Linked DNA regions of Homo sapiens: region 2 is linked to region 1. The links are chromatin contacts, found by Hi-C in ENCODE. All regions are on one chromosome and are shown on one strand. Each heading gives the region's core, a stretch centred on a gene start or an enhancer-like site at or near the end of the contact. The rest is flanking DNA. Distances are from core to core; before and after follow the strand shown.

Evidence for each region. Hi-C counts contacts between places; a loop is a spot of excess contacts on that map. Pooled maps may share reads with other maps.
Region 2: a loop to region 1 is called in a pooled map, with 6 times the contacts of the local background. The contact joins the promoter of HFE here to the promoter of H2AC1 in region 1. A Hi-C loop is called at or near these places in 1 of 168 maps with a recorded cell type or tissue (naive thymus-derived CD4-positive, alpha-beta T cell), 2 of 37 single-sample maps with no recorded cell type and 9 of 50 pooled maps.

The regions. Positions count from the first base shown.
Region 1 is chr6:25,724,341-25,732,048 of GRCh38, reverse strand. H2AC1 (H2A clustered histone 1) reads left to right here and starts at 5,487. Exons shown (of 1, transcript NM_170745.3): 1 at 5,487-5,986. The coding sequence starts at 5,522. The coding sequence ends at 5,917. It overlaps H2BC1 (H2B clustered histone 1), which reads right to left and starts at 5,272. Exons shown (of 1, transcript NM_170610.3): 1 at 4,704-5,272. The coding sequence starts at 5,140. The coding sequence ends at 4,757. It also overlaps a transcript of SLC17A1 not described here and the pseudogene H2BC2P.
Region 2 is chr6:26,085,099-26,092,339 of GRCh38, reverse strand. It overlaps HFE (homeostatic iron regulator), which reads right to left and starts at 4,911. Exons shown (of 6, transcript NM_000410.4): 1 at 4,824-4,911; 2 at 1,236-1,499; 3 at 751-1,026. The coding sequence starts at 4,899. It also overlaps HFE-AS1.

The sequences.
Region 1 (7,708 bases), core at 4,238-6,737:
CTATTTACATCTACAAGCTGCTGAAGCAGGTCCACGCGGACACTGGAATCTCTTCCAAGGCCATGAGTATCATGAATTCTTTTGTTAGTGACATTTTTGAGCGCATTGCCTGTGAGGCTTCCCGCCTGGCGCATTATGACAAGCGCTCGACCATCACCTCCAGGGAGATCCAGACGGCCGTGCGCCTGCTGCTGCCTGGGGAACTAGCCAAGCACGTTGTGTCGGAGGGCACCAAGGCTGTCACCAAGTACACTAGCTCCAAGTAAAACATGATAGGGCCAGCAGATGAGCTCCACAAACCAAAGGCTCTTTTAAGAGCCAATGAAAGTTTCTAATAGGGCTGTAGAATGTTTATTTTATTATAGAGTATGCCTCGTTGCCAGACTGATAATTTTTTCCTAGACTAGGCATAACATGGTTATCTTTAAGTCTAAACTTTGCATTAATCAACTGTATCTGCCCCAGTATTGGTGAAAGCTAAAATCTCACAGCCGAGGCAATTAAATGGGAGCTCCCGTAATCCTGGGTTCATGGGGATATTCTTTCTGTGGACAGTGCCATGGGGAAATACGGCTTTTTTGTCTATGACGTTTTCTACTACAAACACTCTACGATGACAGCAAAAAAGGCCTGGAGCTCCCCACTTAGGGAAGTCTGGCACTGAGCATTAGGCTGTTTGCTTTTTCTTGACTTTGGCCATAATGTGTGCAAAACATTCTCCAAGTCCGGGTGGACCAGCTCCAGCACCTTGTAGATGTAAATAGAATAGCTCTCTTTGCAGCATCTCTTGTGCTTTTTACGCTCCTTTTCTTGCACATTATGAAAAGTGATCAGGCTAACTCCCCTTGAACTGCTGGAATTTGAGGTCCAAAGCCTAAGGTTTCTGCGTCTCTGTGAACTCCAGTAAACTGCTTACTCAATATCACAGTTCTTATGTTGCTTAGCCGCTTAAGAATTATCTCCACAGGGATTTCCAGTTGATCCCAACAGAACTGTTCCTGAACTTCTGCATTCTCTATATCCATGAGTACCACCCTATTCACATGGTTGTCCAAGCCAGAAATGTATTTTTTCCCTAATAGTCTCTGTTCAACCTCCATCCACTTCAGTCTCTCAAGATATGGTAATTTTACTTCCTACATATTTCTGTTGTCTGATTATACACCATCTCCACCGCTAACATTTTTGTCTGCATACTCATGATCTCACACCTGAATTAGTTTCCAATTAATCTCACTGCTCTTAATCTTGCCTCCCTAAAAACCACTCTCCACCCAACTATTTTCATTTTTTAAATTGACAAAAATTGTGTATTTACTGTGTACAACATGATGTTTTGAAATATGTATACATCGCGGAATGGCAATCTAATTAACATATGCATTACCCCACATATTTTTTATGAAAACACTTAAACTCTACTCTTTGCAATTTTCAATACAACATATTGTTACCAACTATAATCAGCATATTGTACAATAGAGCTCTTCAGCTTATTCCTCCTAAGTGAAATTTCATATCCTTTAACCAATATCTTCCCACCACTCCCCAACTCTAGCCACTGGTAACCACCACTCTGCTACTTATATGAGTTCAACTTTTTTTTAATTCCACTTATGAGATCATACAGCATTTGTCTTTCTGTGCCTCGCTCATTTCACTTAACATCCTCCAGGTTCATCCATGTTGCTGCCAATGACAGAATTCTTTTTCTTTTTTGAGGCCAAATAGTATTCTATTATGTATGTATGCCACATTTTCTTTAGCCATTCATCTCCTGAAGGACCTTTATGTTCTTTCTATATCTTGTCTATTGAGAATAATTCTGCAATGAACATGGGAGTACAGATATCTCTTTGAGAAACTGATTTTATTTCCTTTCAATATATACCCAGTAGTAGGATTGTTGGATTATATGGTAGTTCTATTTTTAATTTTTTGAGGAAATTCTATACTGTTTTCCACAATGTATGCACTAAAATATTACCATTTTCAATCTTATTTGAAGCACAAATATTACTATATCACACATTTTAAAAAATATTTTGAAAACTCAATTTGGTATTGTTTTATTAATAGTATTAAGTATTTTATTGCATGCACTTAGAAATTTATATTAAGCTGTGTATAGGATCAGCTAGACTTGCAAAGAAATCAATAGTACAATAAAAGTTTTGAATGTTGGAGCTTTTTGGATTACGGATGCTCAACCTATATTGCAAACATGTAAAACTCAAGAAAATCTATCAAGAAACCAATAGGAAAATAAGTCAATTCAGTGAGGTACTAGAAGGATATTAAAAAAAAATGCACGGAAAGCAGTCTTACATATATAACAAAAAAAGTTAAAAAATAATGAATAGGAAATACCTCATTTACAGTAACAACAAAAACAAAATACCCAGAACTATATTTAACTTTTTAAAATGCCAAATATATATGAAGGTAGATGATCAGTTCACACCCATCCCGTGGTTTTCTGTAGGTGAATGACTCAGGCAGCACCTGAACTAGCTCAGTTCTAGAAAATGGACCTGAGAGGAACGGGTCCTCTGGGAAGACTCCTCTTGCTTTCAATCCAAGACCCAGTGGAATAGACTGACTCTTCCTGCCTTTACTTTATCCTATCCTCTCTGCATGAACACTTGCAACTGTAACTAGTATGATGGCAAAGTCACAGTGTGGAGAAGGGCAGAGGCAAGACTGCAGGGTAGTGGAGCCAGGGCTGTGATTATCCTATTGGTGGAACTTCTCTGCCTTTATGTTGTCCTGTTTGGTTGCATTACTTATCTCAACCAGTTCAGCTAGCATTTCCTATTATTTGCAGCCAAAATACATCTGATATAAAAGCTACATGAAGTTTGGTCTGAAAACAGTTTTTATTTGCTGGTATTCCTACTTATCTATTGCCCAAATAAGCCTAAAAGTCCTTGGGTAATCAGGGTAGTCTGACAGTGGTCACAAAGTCGACAGGTTATTTGGCAGCTATGTGATACCTGCTGTTTTCCAAGGTGTTAGAGAAGCATGAATCCCTGATTAGAGATGATCCCATCCCCAATACAAGGTGAGCATAGATGCTAGATGCCCCTTCCCCCCAATTTGTCACCTCCCTGGAAGATTTCCCAGCTAAAGCATGCAGGGGCTTTGCAGGGACTGTCTTACTGTTCACAAAAGTGTGGGGGCACTTATTTTAACGGGTCTTGTTATACATTGATATATTTTTTTGTTTGTGTTTGAGACGGAGTCTCGCTCTGTCACCCAGGCTGGAGTGCAGTGGGGCGATCTCGGCTCACTGCAACCTCCGCCTCCCGGGTTCAAGGGATTCTCCTGCCTCAGCCTCCCAAGTAGCTGCAATTACAGGAACGTGCCACCACGCCCAGCTAATTTTTTGTATTTTGAGTAGAGACAGGGTTTCACCATGTTAGCCAGGATGGTCTCGATCTCCTGACCTCGTGATCTGCCCTCCTCTGCCTCCCAAAGTGCAGGATTACATGCGTGAGCCACCGCGCCGGCCGGTACTAACTTTTTAATGTAGAGAAAGCACATATACATATCCAAAATTTTGTTAAAAGATAAAGGTTAAATGAAGATGCGTTAAACAAATTGAGAATTCCAGCTAACCACAGGTTTCCAGGAAGTAATATTTGATCCATTTTTAAGGTGGCTGAAATCAGTTTAATGCTTGGGAGCTCTTACAGATGGAGTCCAACAACCAGTAACATGACAATGAAGGAAACTATTATAAATTTAAGAAAATTAAGGGACATTTTAAATCCGTTTAATTCCTGCTAACCAGATTTGTGAGTTCTCCAGAGTTCGCACAATCATTTCCACACCTTGACTTACCTGTGGCACAAAACGTAACTTCCTCTAAACTATTCCCTTTTTGTGAGGTCTTAAAATTTGGGATCATAATGCAAGTTATACTGTCTATGTCGCTGCGCTTTTTAGTTTTATTATGTGTAATGCTAACCTTAAATATACCAGTATCAGCATGTAGCTTTTATACAAACTAGGGGGTTTTTTTGTTTTGTTTTTTGAGACAGTCTCGCTGTCACCAGGCTGTAGTGCAGTGACGATCTCGGCTCACTGCAATCTCCGGCTCCTGGGTTCAAGCGATTCTCTTGCCTCAGCCTCCCAATTAGCTGGGACTACAGTGCACGCCACCACGCCCACCTGATTTTTGTATTTTTAGTAGAGACGGAGTTTCACCTTGTTGGCCAAGATGGTCTCCGTCTCTTAACCTCATGAACCGCCAGCCTCGACCTCTGCAAGTGCTGGGATTACAGGCGAGTCACGGTGCCTAGCAAGGATTGTCTTGCTGCAACTAGTTCGTCTACCCTCGGCCCACAGCTGATTTGGATATATTCGCAGTGGCTCACGCCTGTAGTCCCAGCACTTTGGGAGACCGAGGTGGGTGATCACCAGATCGAGTTTGAGACCATCCTGGCCAACATGGTGAAACCCCGTCTCTACTAAAAATACAAAAATTAGCCGGGTGTAGTGGTGGGAGCCTGTAGTCCCAGCTGCTCAGGAGGCTGAGGCAGGAGAATGGCGTGAACTCAGGAGGCAGAGCTTGCAGTGAGCCGAGATTCCGCCACTGCACTCCAGCCTGGGAGAGTGAGACTCCGCCTCAAAAAAAAAAAAAACCCTTACGGTTAGAAACTACACAAAAACGAAGCCCACAGCTGTTTCAGTATGTTTAAGTGGCTCTGAAAAGAGCCTTTGGGTTAGAAATGACGTTTACTTAGCAGGCTTACTTGGAGCTGGTGTACTTAGTGACAGCCTTGGTGCCCTCAGACACAGCATGTTTAGCCAGCTCTCCCGGCAGTAGCAAGCGCACTGCTGTCTGAATCTCTCTGGAAGAAATGGTGGAGCGCTTGCTGTAGTGAGCCAAACGTGATGCCTCGCTCGCTATACGCTCAAAGATATCAGTGACGAAGGAATTCATAATGCTCATAGCTTTCGAAGAGATGCCAGTGTCCGGATGGACCTGCTTTAGCACTTTGTAGATGTAAATAGAATAACTCTCCTTACGGGTCCTCTTGCGCTTTTTGCCTTCCTTTTTCTGGGTCTTAACGACAGCTTTCTTAAAGCCCTTCTTGGAAATGGTAGCACCTTTAGATGACACCTCCGGCATAGCTACCACACACTTCTGCAGCGTTACACGGTTCTTTTCCAGGGTTACACAGCACTTTCCAGTGCTCAACAGCTCTTCAGTATTAAACAGCTCCAAATGACCTCAGCTCCAAGTCTCGCCAAGTAAACAAACAGAACTGGAGGATGAAAGATGCGGTATTTATAGGCACGGCCCTCAAACGCCGCGTTCGGTATCCAAAATCTGATTGGACAATGGGAAGTGGCGTGAATGCAAATGAGGCGATTCTAGTACGACTTTCTGATTGGGTAGACGGCCATCAGCCAATCAGATAGCAAATGCCAACCTCAGTCAGACTATAAATAGGCCCAGTAGCAGCCCTAGAAATGTGGTTCTCGTGTTGCTGCAATTTGATGCGAGGAGATGTCTGGACGAGGGAAGCAGGGAGGAAAAGCACGCGCCAAGTCTAAGTCTCGCTCTTCTAGAGCGGGTTTGCAGTTTCCCGTAGGCCGGATCCATCGTCTGCTTCGTAAGGGAAACTATGCAGAGCGGATAGGGGCAGGCGCACCAGTGTATTTGGCGGCAGTGTTAGAGTATCTCACAGCAGAAATCCTTGAGCTGGCAGGCAATGCGTCTCGCGATAACAAAAAAACTCGCATTATTCCCCGCCACCTGCAGCTAGCGATCCGCAATGATGAGGAACTCAATAAGCTTTTGGGCGGCGTGACCATTGCCCAGGGCGGAGTCCTGCCTAACATTCAGGCAGTGCTGCTGCCCAAGAAGACTGAGAGTCACCACCATAAAGCCCAAAGCAAGTAACTTAAGGTTGTCATTGGTAAAAAGACTTCTGTGTCAGAAAAAACAAAAGGCTCTTTTCAGAGCCACCTACCGTCTCAGAAAAAGGCTGTACGTTACAAAACGTTACTGCTGTTAACCAGCCATCTTACTTGCCTGTCACAAATGCCCGTTTAAGCGCATTTCGGGAATGTACGGGGACTGAATTTTCAAGGAGCGTTCCATCGGCCATTAGTTTGAGGTAATTTTGGTTATATATGTCACTGGGCGAGGTGGCTTAACGCTTGTGAGCAGTCAGTACTTGCACTTCAGTGGAGGTTGGAGCGGGAGGGTCGTTCAAGCCTGGGGCTTGACCGTTAACATAATTGAGACCCTGTCCCCACAGAAACTAGCTGGGTCTGGTGATGCAGGCCTGTAGTCCCAGCTGTTCGGGAGGCTGCGGTGGGAGGGTTGTTCATGAGTCCGGGAGGCGAAAGTTACAGTGAACGAAGATTGATTGCTCCACTGCACTCCAGTCTGGGTGACATGAGCGAGACTATCTCAAACTAGATTTATGTATGTTAGTTATGTTAAGGGTTACACATGGAAGTGAAAATTGCATTACAAGCAGGAGAGGTGTAATCTTCCTGTTTAAATCCAGGTAACATCAGTCTGGCTGGTTAAAGTACATTTTAGAGAATTTCCTTTCAAATATGGTAGTTTCACGAAATACTCATAATTAAATGTGGCATGTAAGTAAGTTAATCTTAAAATTTGGGTAAGCATATATATTTGATACCTGTGGTTTCACGTACTTTGTAAAGAATAATAGAATTATTTCTTAAAATGTAAGTAAAATATGTCAAAAAGAAGCCTTACGCCATATGTGATGGTGAGATACTAGTGTTAGACTCAGGCAGGAATGGGACTAGAAGGCCGAACATAATTTGAAGTTTAGAAATTTGGAAGAGTATATGCTTCAAAAGTTTTGACTGTTGAAAAGAGGCAAAATAGTTTGTTGATCTGTGTTTGCAGTTTGTGCTGTAAACACCAAGAGAAAGTGAAAAGCAAAACCCATTCAGTAACGCTGCCAAATAACTAAATTAAAAATTATTGTACGATATTCAACAGTTGACCTTACCTCAAAAAAAAAAAAAATCATTTGGTTACCAAAAAAAAAACTGCTAAACACTTGATGTCTACACATAATAAGGCATGTATAGAAGCAGGTAAAGTTCTATAAAATAAAACATGCCGAGTAAGGACAATCAAGTTACAAAAGTATGAATTAACCTGCATACATAATAAATAAGGGATGCAGTTAGGGACGGCAAAAATTGAAGATATTTGAAAACAGAAATGGCAACTATATGTTGAATAAAACTGGGTAATATTTAGAACATGGCAAATGTAAAACTTAAAATCAGGATATAAGACAAACCTAAACAGATGAATTCCAAGTAATTAATGTAGATACTTTGTCAAGAAAGTGGCACTTAACTTCTCAGACTTGCCAAGGCAGAGGAGGAGGGACTTGACTTTATAGAAGAGAACCTGTGTATTCTTTTATTCCAAATGCACTACATAATACTTTTATTTCTATCTCTAATGCAATCCTATTAAAATTGCATTAAACTAAATGTTTAGATAGAATAAAATATATTAAAAAATTGTGAATACATGTTACAGGAGACATGCCCCCTTGATTTTTCAAAACAATTTACCTACAGAAGTTTCTGATTCTTCTTTTTTTGGAGCCAGAGTCTCGCTCTGTCACCCAGGCTGGAGTGCAGTGGCGTGATCTCGGCTCATTACAACCTCCAGCTCCCAGGTTCA
Region 2 (7,241 bases), core at 3,662-6,161, 360 kb before region 1:
CTTGTAAGATAGGTAGCTTCAGTGATTATTGCTATGTTCTATGAAAGAAACTTTTAACCTAAAGGATTCTTCTACTCTGATAAGTGGCCTCACTTGATATTTTGTCCTGGTATTCATATGATAGCTGAGATCTCTGAATTCTCTTTTTTTTTTTTTTTTTTTTTTTAAGATGGAGTCTCACTCTGCTGCCTAGGCTGGAGTGCAGTGGCGCGATCTTGGCTCAGTGCAACTTCCGCTTCCCAGGTTCAAGCGATGCTCCTGCCTCAGCCTTCCAATTAGCTGGGACTACAGGTGCGCATGACTGTGACCAGCTAATTTTTGTATTTTTTTAGAGACGGGTTTCACCATGTTGGTCAGGCTGGTCTCAAACTCCTGACCTTGTGACCACCCGCCTCGGCCTCCCAAAGTGCTGGGATTACAGGGGTGAGCCACCGTGCCCGGCCTTGACATTTCTGAATTTTTAACAGGTATAAATATACAAAAGATTATTGGTTAAATAAAAAGCAAGGGCCATAGACACTTCCCTTTGAGCCATATGCATGGAGAAAAGAAATTAAACCCATGACTTGTGGCTGTCTCATACATCTCAATTATAAGGTAGAGACTCTAGGATTGAGAAAGTCCCTTCCCAGAATTTGGAGAGGCACACAGCCTCAGCCACCTCTGAAACTCCAACCAGGGATTCCGTGCCCTGCAACCTCCTCCACTCTGCCACTAGAGTATAGGGGCAGAAGTGTGTTTCCACCATACCTTGTTGGTCCAAAACACCTCTCCCCAGCTCCAGCAACTGCTGCAGCTGTGCAGGGCAGTCCCTCTCCAGGTAGGCCCTGTTCTGCCTGGCCCGAATCTTGTGCCTTTCCCACTCCAGCTTGGTGGGCCAGGCCCTGGGTTCTGCTGCTCTCCAATCCAGTGTGTCAGGGCAGAATTCAAGGTGGTCCTGCCCATCATACCCGTACTTCCAGTAGCCCTCGGTACTGTTGTCTTCTTGCATTTCACAGCCCAGGATGACCTGCAGGGTGTGGGACTCTGGAAAAATCCCCAGCCTTGTTAACTGCAACCAAAGGAATAGGTCCCTATTTCCACCATCCCCAAGGACCAAATGATCTCAGGAAGCAAATTCCTTCCCTCTTCCCTGCTCCCACAAGACCTCAGACTTCCAGCTGTTTCCTTCAAGATGCATGAAAAGATGAAAAGCTCTGACAACCTCAGGAAGGTGAGGCCCCCTCTCCACATACCCTTGCTGTGGTTGTGATTTTCCATAATAGTCCAGAAGTCAACAGTGAACATGTGATCCCACCCTTTCAGACTCTGACTCAGCTGCAGCCACATCTGGCTTGAAATTCTACTGGAAACCCATGGAGTTCGGGGCTCCACACGGCGACTCTCATGATCATAGAACACGAACAGCTGGTCATCCACGTAGCCCAAAGCTTCAAACAAGGAAAGACCAAGGTCCTGCTCTGAGGCACCCATGAAGAGGTAGTGCAGAGAGTGTGAACCTGGAGACAGAGCAACAGGCCTTAACCATGTGTAGTAGGAGGGGAGCAGGATGTTGAGGCTCCACACACCTGCATCAACTCATACCATCAGCTGTGTCTGGTCCTCATTTTGTGAAGGGTGAGTTGCAGTCCTGTCTTTCTTCCATATGACAGTCCTGGGTGCTCTTTCCTTGTGTGCTTTTCTCTGCCACACGTGGCTGCCACCCCCTCACTGCCCCCAGATCCTATTCCAATACTCATGATTAGACAGACTCCACTAAAGCTGGTGGATTCTAGAAAATGTTAAGGTGTGTCTAGCCATGGTAGTTGAACTCAGGAGTTGGTGCTCAGGGCAAATTAGACCCAAATCCTGAGGAATAATTCCTTCAGTTTTTTTTTTTTTTTTTTTTTTTTTTTTTGAGACAGAGTCTCACTCTATCACCCAGGCTGGAGTGCAGTGGCACAATCTCAGCTCACTGCAACCTGCACCTCCTGGGTTCAAGGGATTCTCCTACCTAAGCCTCCTGAAAACCTGGGACTATAGGCGTGCGCCACCACACCAGGCTAATTTTTGTATTTTTAGTAGACATGGGGTTTCACCATGTTGGCCAAGCTTGTCTCAAACTCCTGACCTCAAATGATCTACCTGCCTCAGCCACCAAAGTGCTGGGATTACAGAAGTGAGCCACCGTGCCCAGCCTTGGTCCTGAATTCTTACACTGAACTGCCTATGTGGCCTCACCACTTGGAAGCCTGACTGGAATCTCAAACTTAACATGTCCAAATGCAGATCCTTGATTTACCCCAAACTGCTCTTTCCTCTGCCTTCACCATCTCAGAAATGGCATTGCCAATTACCCCACTGCTCAGGCCAATAAAATTAAAATAAAGAACAAAGTCAACTTTAACTCTTCTCTTTTTCAGGGGGTCAGGGGAGACAGGGTCTTGCTCTGTCACCTAGGCTGAAGTACAGTGGCACAGTCATGGCTCACTGCAGCCTCAACTTCCTGGGCTCAAGCAATACCCTCCACCTCAGCCTCCCGAGTAGCTAGGATCACAGGTGCATGCCACCACACCCAGCTAATTTTTGTATTTTTTGTAGAGAAGGGGTTTTGCTGTGTTGCCCAGGCTGGTCTTGAACTCCTGAGCTCAGGAATCTGCTCTCCTTGGCCTCCTCCTTGGCATGAGCTACTACACCCAGCCAATTCTTCTCTTTCTCTCACACAACATAGAATCCTTCAGCAACTTCCTTCAGAATATATTCAGGAGACAATGGTTTGTCACTCCCTTTTCTGTTCCCACCCAGCCCACTCCACTACCTCTTGCCTGGACTGTGTAACAGCTTCCTGGCTGGGCTCCCTGCTTTTACTGTTGCTCCCTTCATTCTGCTTTCCACATAGCAGCCAGAGCAATCTTTTAAAAGCCTGTGACAGATCACTGTTACTCCTTGGCTAGAATTCACACCACAGCCTACAGGCGCCTGCACAACCTTGTTTGTGGCTCCTCTTCTGAGCCCATTACCTACTTCTTGGCCTCTACTCCCCAGCACTACTTGTTTATTTTTTTCAACCCGAGCTTCTTAACCAGGAGTTTGTCTACTAGGTGACATGTGGCAAAGTTTAGAGACATTTTTGGTTGTCAAGACTGGGGGAGTGCTCCTAGCACCTAGTGAGTAGGGAGGACAGGATACTGCTAGACATCCTACATGCAGATGGTAGTCCCCCTTCCCACCCCCACGCCGCCCCCCCCCCCCACACACACACACATGAGTAGTGCTGAGAAAACCCGCTTTTTAATCCAACTTGCCAGGCCCACTCAGTTTGCCTGGGAAATACTGCTCCCAGTCAATATCATTCTTATTTCCTTCATGTCTCTGCTCAAGTGTCAGCCCCAGAGTGACTTGCCCTGACTTCTCTGCTTCTCACAACACCCATGATTTCCTGATGTTGTATATCTTTCTGCTCATTTGCTTATTGTCATCTCTCCCACTAGAATGCAAAATATCAAAGGGTAAAGACTTGTTTCCCTGCTCTCTCCCTTGGGGCTTGAACAGTGCAACACATGGCTGGGACTCATTTACACTTGTAAACAATGAATATTTCTGCTCAACATGAAATTTTATTATTCAACCTCTAATGCAGTGTGATGTTTAAGAATCATAGCTATGAAGTGGAGACATGAGCTCTGCCACCAAAGCCCAGTGTACCATTGAATAAATTTGCCAGGAAGCAGGCCGTGCCATGCCTCATTCTTGTCATGTGTAAAATGTGGATACACGTAGTACCAAAACTCAAAGTGCTGTGCTGAGGCCGGCGTGTGACCCACAGAACACTGTGCTACACTACAGGGCAAAATCACTGTCAACTAAGATTAGAAGCAGCTGTAGTACTTGAAATAACATCAGAAAACCAGATTATTTATGTTCTTTGTAACCTGAAAAGAGTTATATAATCTGAATTCCAGTTAACTTCTAGTAAAATAAACGTATTATTAGCTCCTACCTCCCTATGCCTAGTGAAAATCAAATAAGATCAGATATGAATGTAACTTAGAAGTGAGTGCATTGCTTACATGTTCATTATCAGTACTTTGTAGAGAGGCCTCTTAATTACACAGCACATTGCAAATCAATAAAGCCTAGCCGAAAAGAGAATTGTTCAGTTCAAACGTTCAAAACTAACATATACTTAATTTTCCAGGCAAAAGAACAATTGCCAAGAGTGGGGAAAGGCCCGAGGTAGGCCTCTCTCAGGAGCCTCCCACCCTAGAGACCTCCACCCCAGGTCTCACCAAAAGTGGGTGGAATGGTGAAGAATTCAGATCCCCAACGCCACTCTTTCGCGCCCCCACCGCCCAACGCATTCGTTCTGAGGTGGAAACCCCGTGCGGATCCTGCTGTGGGTTTGCTCAGCCTTCTCGGCAAGCACTCAGGGAAGAACTTCCTGTTTGGAGATGACTGGGGAAAAAACTGCACAGCTGACATTGGAAATAAACCCGAGTTCCAGGTTCAAGGAGCCCCAGGCTTAGCTCAGCTCAAGTGAGGAACTACGAGATTTATTTAAAAGCATTCTAGTTGGGGGAAGGGAGTGGGCGGTTCCAAAAGTCACTCCGCAGAGCCGGGACAGCCGGGGGAGGGGGCAGGTCCTGGGGCGAGGGACCCCTATCTGCAGTTCAGTGGTAGGCACTCCCTCACGGGGTCTGGACGCAGAAAGTAGGGAGAGGGGCTTGCGGATAGGGTTGAGCAGGTCCTCCAAAGTTAGCAAACTCCCAAGCGCAAAGAAAAAGCTAGTTTCGATTTTTCCACCCCCGCCGCGCCCCTAGTTCGCCCGCAGCCCTCGGACTCACGCAGCAAGCGCCCCTGCAGGACCGCGGTCTGCAAAAGCATCAGGAGGAGAAGCGCCGGCCTGGCTCGCGGGCCCATTTCCCCAGCTCTGGCCGCACGTCCCCGTTAAATCTCCGCTTCTTTTGGGGGGCGGGGAAACGGGGATGGCTCCAGAAGTCACCCTACAGCTATTGCCTAGGCTCAGGAGATGCCCAGTAAAACTTCCTGGTGAAAAGCAACAGGTCTTTCAGAACTTTAGTTCTCTCTCTCCTACAGCAGAAGGTACCTGCTTGTGAAACACTAGGTGATCCAGTGTCCCCCTTGGTTTTTAAATCCTGAAGGGGTGTTGTTGATTGGGGAAAGTAGCTTCGCAATGTTCTGATCTGAACTTTAGATATTTAAATATTTATGATTTTCAAAATTCAATCATACATTTAAAAATTTTATCTCAACCTTAGACCAACTTATGTCTTATTTGACTTAGAAATATAAAGCTTTTTCATTTTGTTTTTTGATTCAAATTAATTAAGTCATAACATTAACCAATTAGATCCTACTGAAACACCTTCCACAGCCTTCATAATTGAATTATCTGACAAGTGTTTCACAAACTTTACAGTATTGGGATTATCTGGAGAATGATTAAACATATTGAGGCCTGCTCCTAACCCCAGACACACTGATTTAATGGGTAATTGTTAGGTAGTTAGACATTAGCAGTTGGGAGGGGATGACAGAAGAGAGCGGAAAGGCTGTCACTAAGACAGCCACTGGCCCACCTAAATTCAGGCCCAAGACTACCCTAATGCCACCCTAAGGGATGGAGTTTATGATAAAGTCTGTGGCCAAAATATCCTGGAGAAAGAGAAAGGAGGGTACAGGTGGAAATTCCCTAAGGTGGCACATGCCCAACAACACAAAAGCCTGTCTTCAAGTTCACCCCAAGTTCATCATGCCATCATTATAATAGAATTTACATACAGTTTTGCCCCCCCATCCCTGGGAGGCTTTTCTTAACAAATTATAGGTAAGACCATGCACAGTTTAATTTTAGATTGTATAGCTATACACTTCAATCAAATAACATCATCCTGTCACTCAGATACAGCCCAAACCTCAACTCCTCCCCACAAACCCCATAAAAGCACCTTGAGCTCTGTAAAGAAGTGCTGAGTTCACTTCGCAGAAATAAGCCCGCTGTCCCTCAGAGTGTATTATTGTGCTTCAATAAACTTTGCTTTAAGCTTGCATTTTGGTGTTAGTTTGTAGTTCTTTGCTCACTATCACAAGAACTGAGATTGCTGGTTCAGAGCTCCGGCTATAATAATCTCCTCGGTTAAAGGATCCATCCCAATGCATAATTCCCAGTAACAGTATGGGATGCCACCTGGGCAATGGGATTTTAAAAGCTTTCCTTCTCCCTCAACGAAGTTTGGGAATTATTGCCTTAGACATTTCAAACAATATTAATAAATTTAATACACCTGATTTGCTCCAAACCTTTACATATCTAGCAAATTCAACAGGCATTATTTTTGTAAGCATGTATGCAAATTTTGGCAATTCAAGAAAATCAAACAGGATATCAGGGCCTCGACTGTAGGCAAACAGATACAATAACATTGGAAACATGTAGAATATTGATGATGGGCACATTGGGGCTGATAGTACTATTCCTTTTTTTCAATTTTTGGTAAGATATAATTAGCATACCATATAATTCATCTATGTAAAATGCAAAAATTGGCCCGGCTCAGTGGCTCACGCTTGTAATCCCAGCACTTTGGGCGGCCGAGGAAGGCAGATCACCTGAGATCAGGGGTTCGAGACCAGCCTGGCCAACATGGTGAAACCCCGTCTTTACTAAAAATACAAAAATTAGCCGGGCGTGATAGCAGGCAACTGTAATCCCAGCTACATTAGAGGCTGAGGCAGGAGAATCGCTTGAACCCGGGAGGCGTAGGTTGCAGTGAGCTAAGATCGTGCCATCACACTCCAGCATGGGAGACAAGAGCAAGACTTCATCTCAAAAAAAAAAAATTAGCTGGGTGTGGTGGCATGCACCTGTAATTCCAGCTACTCGGGAAGCTGAGACAGGAGAATCGCTTGAACCTGGGAGGCGGAGGTTGTGGTGAGCCGAGATCATGCCATTGCACTCCAGCCTGGGCAACAAGAGCGAAACTCCGTCTCAAAAATAAAATAAATAAAATAAAATGCAAAAATTAATGGATTTTAGTATATTTACAGAGATGTGCAACCATTACCAAAATTTTACATTTCTATCTCCCCAAAAAGAAACCATGTTCCCCTAATTCAGTACCCTTAATTCATCGCCTCCCAGATTCCTCCATTCTCCTCCTCCTCCCCTCCCAGCCCTAGACAATCTTTAATCTACTTTCTTTCTATTTGGAACATTTAGTATACATAGAGGCATATAATAT